3 separate regions of the Homo sapiens genome follow, and regions 2 and 3 are each linked to region 1. A link is a contact called in ENCODE Hi-C or POLR2A ChIA-PET data. All regions are on one chromosome and are shown on one strand. The core of a region is the stretch at or near the end of the contact, and the rest is flanking DNA. Distances in the headings are between cores, read along the strand shown.

Region 1 (2,558 bases), core at 44-2,543:
GGCTGCTTCTCTCTCCTTGCAGGTGGATACTGTGAAGGTAGGTGATGGTGTGTATACAGGGCTTCTCCTGGCAATGAGGGAGAGGGTGCGGAAGGGCAGCCGACATCCCCTACTCTTTCTCACTTACAGAAGTACCCAGAGAGAGCCAAGCTCATGGGTCCCTTGTCGTTGTGTTGAGGGGGCGGCTGTCTAAGGCCCTTTTGTGGCTGTGTTAAGCAGTTTAAAGAGGGTTTGTAGGCACTTAGAGGGAAAGCATGAACCCAAATTTCTATTTTAACATGTAAGAAGGGACTTAAATGCCAGAAAATATAGTACAGCACTCAGAATGTTGTATCACCCAAGTTGCAGACAAGCAAATCTGAATGTAGTTACCACTCCATTGTATCCAGTGCTAGGACATGTGTCTTGCCTTCCAAACTCACCCAGTGGTCCTCTGTAGTCAGAGGAAGGCAGAGAGGGCACACAGCCTCACATTTCATGAGGAGAGCTAAAGGGCCCATCTTGCTGTGAAAACAGTCAGTGTTGCAAGAGGAATGATGCGTCTGGAGGCATAGCTCTGAGGCTGTCTCCTTTCTTCATCAGGCAGGGGAGGCAGAGAAAATAAAAGTTAAAAGACTGAGTAGTGTTGCAATGAAACTAAATACCTCGTGAGAAGGCAGGTGTCTTTGTTCCTCTCCCACCATGGACAGCTGGGCTGTTCCTTCTCTTCTGGGTGCTCTCAACACCTTACTATCAGCTATCACCCAGCAGATAAGAATAAAGTAGCCAAGGAGCAATAGGGGTTTTGTTTTTCACTGTTTTTGAGATTGTAGAAATTGATAGCGCACTGCACTCTCATCTTGAGATCTGTGGGCTGAGCTCCCAGGGTTCTTAACATGGGCCAAGTTAGTCTGGATGCAACCTTTTGTTATTGTCTAAGTCACTGGCAGATTTAAAAATCACAGCGGTTCACAGCCAGATGACCAGCCTAGGGATGAAGGCGGGGCAGGGGGCGGTCAGTATCTCCACTCACATGTCATCTAGTCACGATGCAGAGGTTGAAACACTGAGTTAAAGGAAGCTTATCTTCATATGAAGAATTAGAGGCCACACCTCCCTAAGCTAAATTTAGAAGTGTTAGTATGTGAACAGGAGGTATACAGTATCTCAGGTTTCCTGGGGCACCAGCCAGATAAGACATTCCAGATAATTCTCTTCCATGCCTAACTTGTACCTCACCAGTCAGGCCAGAGGAGGCACTGCAGAAGGAGCTGTCCTCTTGTGTGGCTCTGTCCTTCTTTTCAAGTTTGAGGGGGTTGTGGACCATGTGAGGCTGGACGGCTCACATGTCAGCCGCCAGGCTCTTAGTTACAGACATGGCAAACTTCCATCATTTAAGCAGTGGCACAGATGTTGTGGAGAAATCCCAGTGCTCTAGCTGTGTGGCAGAGGGAAGGGCCAGGTCTGTGAGAAAATAAAATTATTCTCAGCCTCTCTCCCATATTCCAGTAAGTCTAGATTGAGTAAAACATCTAATCTAACTGTGATAAATAGCTATTCAATTGCCTGGCACATGGATTGCCTGCTTTATAGATTTTACCGAGCATGTTTCAAATCCAGAGACCCTCTCTTACCCTGGTAAATGTCTACCCAGGCTGCTTCCAGCCTGCCTGCATGTGTTCAGGGCAGCAATTTAATTTTTATGTTATCATAAGCTAAACCTAATCAGGAGGCAAATGTTCTCTGACTAATTTAGCTCTGTTTTCCAGAGCAAGAGATAAATACCTTAGAGTGAGAGGCAATATAGAGTTGTGGGAGCCAGCACAAAGGAATCAGGGGCCTAGTATGAGTCCTGGCTCTGCTCCTTCTTCACTCAGTGACTTTGAGATAGTTTCCTCACTCCTGGATTTTAGGTTTCTCATTGGAAATGAAGCTGCATGAGCATAGTGGGGAACAACAGGAGACCTAAGGACTGAGAAGTGAGCATTTGGAGGCAAGTTGCTTACTATGTTTCATCAAGATACCCCTTCTAAGACACTGTATTAGTCTGTTCTCACAGGGCAAATAAAGACATATCCAAGACTGGGTATTTATAAAGAAAAAGAGGTTTAATGGACTCACAGTTCCACATGGCTAGGGAGGCCTCACAATCATGGCAGAAGGCGAAGGAGCAAAGGCATGTCCTACATGATGGTAAGCAAGAGAGTGTGTACAGGGGAGCTGCCCTTTATTAAACCATGAGATCTTGTGAGATTTATTCACTCTCATGAGAACAGCACGGGAAAAACCTGACCCTGTGATTCAATTACCTCTCACCTGGTCCCTCTCACGACACATGGGGATTATGGGAGTTATAATTCAAGATGAGTTTTGAGTGGGGATACAGCCAAATCATATCAGATTTTTTTTTAAGCTTTTGTTTTTGCTTTTACCACTTTAAAAATGAGATGTGTTTCACAATCAATGGCATATCCTATTTTATTAACAGCATTTTGTGTCACTCTTAAGACTACATAAAATAACAAGTGTCTGATAGTTGACACTTTTTAGATTTGATGAAATACAGTCATGTTTTTGTT
Region 2 (2,558 bases), core at 21-2,520, 35 kb after region 1:
CAATGTAAAGATGTTAAAACTAGCCTGTGTTTGCCCCAGCTGATAGGTGGTCACCAAAAGCTGGTGACCTTGGTCTAGATCATGCATAAAGAAAGGAAATCCCTGCAGTCTCCAAAGTAAAAACAAGCAAACAAATATAACAAAAGTCTGTCTGGAGGCCCATCCACAATTTTGTGTTAACAGGTCATTTTCATGGAGCTTGCAGACAAATCACAGGGAGGACACATTTCTGCTATCATGACTCAGCATATAAGCTAGAGAACATTTCTGTTTTCAAAGGGTAGAAAATCCATGTTTCTACTCAATGAATATTTATTGAGCACTTTCTCTGTGCCAGGCACTAAGACACAAAGAACAAGTTTAGTTTTTATTATCAGGGCTCCTAGCCTGAAGGGGTACAAGCCTGGAGAAAGACTATGGCTCAACATGATGTGTGCTGTCATTAGAGTCTGTGTGAAGTGAGGTGGCTGCACACAGGAGGAAGTGTCTATCAAGTTGCAGAATATTTCATAGAGAAGGTAAGGCTCTGGATTTCTCAGAACTGGGATGGCAAGAGGGTAGACATGGAGAGCAGAGTCAGGGTAGAAAGAGCAGCAGTGCAAAGGCAGGGAGGCAGATGGCCATGGGATACTCCAGGAGCTTACAGGGATTCAGACTGACAAGACCGCACTGCTCATGAGGGGTAAACTGGAGAGACTGTGAAAGGTGGCATGTCTTGTGCCAAGGAGCTCAGGTTTTATCCCAAAGACAGTAGGAATCCTGTGATCAGATTAAAGGGAAGGGGAAGGGTTCATACAGTCTAATAACTTTTAAAAAGTCACTTAGTTGCCCACACTAGGGAATGTACTAGAAAAGATAGAAGCAAACTGGTTACCAACTGCCTCCAAGGAGACATGGAGCCCAAACTTCAAAAACACCTTTGCATTTCCCAATTCAATACTATAGAATCATTAAAAAGCTGGTGGTTAAAAGTTAAACAGTGTTGCATTCAAGCTTCAGCTGTACCGTGTGCTAGCAGTGTGACCTTAGGGAAATTACTGAACTTTTCTGAGCTTCTGTCTTATCATCTGTGAAACCGAGATAACAATGGTGCCTACCTCACAGAGGTTATATTTCAATTAAATAAGATGATGTATGTAAAGCGCTCAGTACACTTGTTAATATATGTGTTAAACAGTCCCACTGGCCTTTTCAGCAGTTCACGATGGTGGCCGTAACAGGTGGAGAAACTGGTAGCAATTACTCAGCACACAGACCTTCAGCAGCTGTGTGGCCTCTGCCAGGCGACCACAAGCAATGCTCCCGGCTGACTTGGCAGCAGCAGGAAAGGGCTTGACTGCATTTTGATCAAGTTTCACCAAGTTTGCCAAAGCTTTGCCACATGTTTTCTCACGTGCTTGACAAGCTGAGAGCAGGGAAAGACATGGCCAGGGACAGAAAAAAAGAATAGGTGAGCAACACAGAAAATCAGGCTGTCTGCAACTCTGCCACTGGCCCAGGTTGTTGCTCATGGAATCCAGGAAAAGGTGACAGAGTTCAGGGCACTCACTGCCCATATTCCTGACACCCAGTCAGGTCAGGAGGCACAGAAGGCAGACTCTCTACGCTACAATGCCTCTACCTCCTCTCAGCACCATAAGAACTCACCTGCATGTCCCAACAATCAGCCCCCCACATCCCTCCTAGCAGGTCTAGAAACTGAGGACCAAGCCAAACACTAGCTCTTTTAAATATCAAATGGATGTAAACTATAATAGTGGTCTCCCCATAGAGGACAATACACGTGGAAACATATAGTTTTCTATCCAACCAAGAATCTGGTTTTCTTCAGAGAAACAATCCGTCAGCTATTCTTGCAGCAAAAAAGCTTGAACCTGACCAGACTTCAGGAACCACTGCTATCTGTAAACTTACAAGGAGGAATTCCAGATTGAACTGGTTATCAGGCTTTTAGGCTGCACACATGGGCTAAGTCTAAGAGATGCCCTTCCCTGAATCTGTCCCTTTCATGTCTGTGGGCCTGTCACTGCCCCAGCAGGACACACCATCTCTGGCAATGTCACTGTGTTTTGAAACAATGCTCATTCACCTCTAACTGAGAAAGTAATGGGTTCAGTTTCTTCATCATATCTTCTCAAGGAAATACTAATACTAATTATTTTCTTCAAAGAAAAGTGGCTGTGTTTTGGGTGGGAAGGTGTATGGAGGCATGACTTTTTAATTTTTTTTTATTATACTTTAAGTTGTAGGGTACATGTGCACAACTTGCAGGTTTGTTACATATGTATACATGTGCCATGTTGGTGTGCTGCACCCATTAACTTGTCATTTACATTAGGTATATCTCCTAATGCTATCCGTCCCCCCTCCCCCCACCCTACGGCAGGCCCCGGTGTGTGATGTTCCCCATCCCTTGTCCAAGTGTTCTGATTGTTCAATTCCCACCTATGAGTGAGAACATGTGGAGTTTGGTTTTCTTTCTTCGTGATAGTTTGCTGAGAATGATGGTTTCCAGCTTCATCCATGTCCCTACAAAGGACATGAACTCATCTTTTTTT
Region 3 (2,558 bases), core at 20-2,519, 37 kb before region 1:
GGCAGAGGAATTGACCATAGATAAGGTGCTCAGGACTCCTAGAGTCAGCTTCTGGTATGTGAGAAAGAAGTGAGAACAGAGCCCATGGCATATGAAGAAGATATTACAGAAAAAAGAAAGCTGCCTTCCACGCAAATCATTTCTTTACAAAGGCTTGTTAACTCCTGCAGTGCCCCAGCTCTAGTGACTAGGGGACCAATAGGTTCATTAATAACAGAATTGGGAGAGAACCTGGCATCTGCTTTGATCGAAGTGTGAGAATTAAGCAAGCCTAAAGTGTAGCAAGAGCAGGGAGGGAACTGAATGAAAGGTCAGTTCTAATCTGTAGGCTTTGGAGAAGCTTTGGGCTCTTGAGAGGGAGTAGAGTACAGAGGCTGAGCGGGGTGCCTGGGCAGGCATCTTATCATTACTTGCGAGTTGTGTGAACTCGGGCAAGTTAAACTTCTCTGTGCTTCTACTTTCTCCCCTGAAAACGAGGATATAATCTCCAAGGATTGTTGTGAGAACTAAATGACTTGGTTGATTCCTGAACAGCACGTTGTCCAGTGCCTAGCACATAGCAATCACTCAGGAAACGTCAGCCTTTATTATGGGCCTAGTGCACAAACTATTCTTACCAGTTATGCGACCTTGAGAACATTGTCTTCTCTGTGCCTTCATTTTCTCACCTGTAAAATGGAATAATAATAATTCTTAGAAGGATTCATGAAACAACGCCTAGTAGGGTGTCTGGCTTAGTTATCCCCCCGACAGTATTTTCTTCTAGTAAGAAGCTGAATGCAGCGGCAGACATCCTGGTTCGGGCCCCAGGAAGCTCAGCCGGGTTTAATGTGGATGAGGGTTTAATGATGTACACGCAGAAGTGTTTTGACAAATGAAGAAGGTCCTCATTCTTGGAACATGTGCCGGTTCTCCGAGGGAACTCCTAAAATGGCATAAGGTCACCTTTTTAAAGGCTGTAAGCTCATGTAGGAAAAGCTGAGCTAGATTCCTAAGGGCAGAGATGTGCTCACATTTCTTTGCATCCCTAGTTCCCAGCACAGTGCAAGGCGCTGCAAACATTTGCTGAACCCAGGGTCTCGTGTCTTGACTGTCCAGCAGAGGCCGCTCTGGGCCGGGGCTCTCGGGACCTGAGGGCTGAGAGAAGGAAGGCCAGGGGGTGGCCCAGTCATCGCCGCGGGGCCCGGGTGGGAGGGGTTTGGCAGCGGCAGGCGCGGCGGCGGCGGCGGAGGCGGAGGCGGCCCCGGGCTCGGGCGGCTGGGATGGAGCAGAAGAGCGCGGAGCACCGGAGGGCACGCAGCTGACGGAGCTGCGCTGCGTTCGCCTCGTTTGCCTCGCGCCCTCCACTGGAGCTGTTCGCGCCTCCCGGCTCCCACCGCAGCCCACCCGGCAGAGGAGTCGCTACCAGCGCCCAGTGCGCTCTGTCAGTCCGCAAACTCCTTGCCGCCCGCCCCGGGCTGGGCACCAAATACCAGGCTACCATGGTCTACAAGACTCTCTTCGCTCTTTGCATCTTAACTGCAGGTAATTGGCGCCATCCTCCCGGAAGGGCAGGTCGCGGGGTGGGCCCCAGTAGCTAGCGCGTGGTCGGGGCTGAAGCTAGGAGATCCGGCAGTGAGTCGCCGCGCGCCTCCGGGTGAGTGCGCAGGTGTGTGCGCACTTAGATTTGGGGTGACGTGCACCTTTGGCGGTCCCGAACCGTACTGAGGGAGGGGACGATGGGGTCCTTCCTGCCGCAGCCCGCGCCCGCACAAACTCCAGCTTTGTAGAACAGGTGGCTGTCTTAGCTGCGTGTTCGAACCCAGAGTGGGCAACACGGACTGCGCCTCAAGGCTTCTCTTTCTTCACCAGGGTTTCGGAGCGCACTCTGCCAAAGTACGGGACCAGACTTCTTGTTGCCGTTGGGCCCTGGAAGGGATGAAAAAGCCGGGGAAGTGGGGGTGGGAGGTTCGCATCTGGGAAGGCTTCAGCAGCGGCTGCGCGCCTGGCGGGGCTGGTTTGCTTTCTCGAGTCTTGGCGGTCTCTGATCTCCGGCGTCCCTTCCTAGTTATGCTTAGGATGATGTGGCACTAACAGCAGCGGCCCGGCCTTGGTCAGGCTCGCAATCGTCACTGGGGGTAGCAAGGCTACCTTCTGCCCCAGAACTCCCCAAAAACGTATCCCATAGAAGAAACTATTAACTTGGCTAAACTAGCATCCTCTCCCCTCCCCCTGCACCACCTCTGAAAGGCTTCGTAGGAGCCACTCTCGGGTTTCGGGACCACAGACGGCGACGACCTCTGGCAGCGGGGATGGGGAAGAGGGGAGCCAGATGACTGAGCTCGGCTTGGCGGGGACCGGGGAGAGATTCAGAAAGACGCTTTGAATCTAGAGTTCAGGTACCTATTTTTTCCAGAAAACGTCTCCCGAAAAGGGACAACTGGCTGTGGATATGGTGCTGCTGGGAAAAGTAGCCCGACTGCGCGGCCACTGGCATTTTCAGTTTAAATGTGACCCAAAGTCACATAGCGCAAACCGATTCTACTCGTGCTTTAGTCTGTATATCCTCCCTCTGAGTT

What was found. Hi-C counts contacts between places; a loop is a spot of excess contacts on that map. ChIA-PET counts read pairs that join two places held with the same protein, here RNA polymerase II (POLR2A). Pooled maps may share reads with other maps.
Region 2: a loop to region 1 is called in a map of gastrocnemius medialis, with 9 times the contacts of the local background. The contact joins the enhancer-like site here to the promoter of PARM1-AS1 in region 1. A Hi-C loop is called at or near these places in 5 of 168 maps with a recorded cell type or tissue (Right ventricle myocardium inferior, cardiac septum, colonic mucosa and 2 more), 8 of 37 single-sample maps with no recorded cell type and 10 of 50 pooled maps. POLR2A ChIA-PET finds 5 or more read pairs at or near these places in 1 of 52 experiments (activated CD4-positive, alpha-beta T cell).
Region 3: a map of gastrocnemius medialis shows a loop between it and region 1 (5-fold over the local background). The contact joins the promoter of PARM1 here to the promoter of PARM1-AS1 in region 1. A Hi-C loop is called at or near these places in 10 of 168 maps with a recorded cell type or tissue (GM12878, Right ventricle myocardium inferior, aorta and 6 more), 8 of 37 single-sample maps with no recorded cell type and 19 of 50 pooled maps. POLR2A ChIA-PET finds 5 or more read pairs at or near these places in 1 of 52 experiments (activated naive CD4-positive, alpha-beta T cell).

Annotation. Positions count from the first base shown.
Region 1 is chr4:74,969,069-74,971,626 of GRCh38, forward strand. PARM1-AS1 (PARM1 antisense RNA 1) reads right to left here and starts at 1,294. Exons shown (of 4, transcript NR_121617.1): 1 at 1,219-1,294; 2 at 423-573. The region is part of intron 1 of PARM1 (prostate androgen-regulated mucin-like protein 1); the gene reads left to right.
Region 2 is chr4:75,003,926-75,006,483 of GRCh38, forward strand. The region is part of intron 1 of PARM1 (prostate androgen-regulated mucin-like protein 1); the gene reads left to right. Among named protein-coding and RNA genes, the nearest start is that of PARM1-AS1, 35 kb to the left of the region's middle. Within about 2 kb of position 1,271, at least 6 of the 41 ENCODE cell types and tissues checked have a DNase peak (open chromatin) inside an H3K27ac peak, as active enhancers do; they include gastrocnemius medialis and psoas muscle, where a contact is called at or near this core.
Region 3 is chr4:74,931,847-74,934,404 of GRCh38, forward strand. It overlaps PARM1 (prostate androgen-regulated mucin-like protein 1), which reads left to right and starts at 1,270. Exons shown (of 4, transcript NM_015393.4): 1 at 1,270-1,524. The coding sequence starts at 1,482. RefSeq lists silencers at 1,104-1,413, 1,994-2,043 and an enhancer at 2,154-2,203.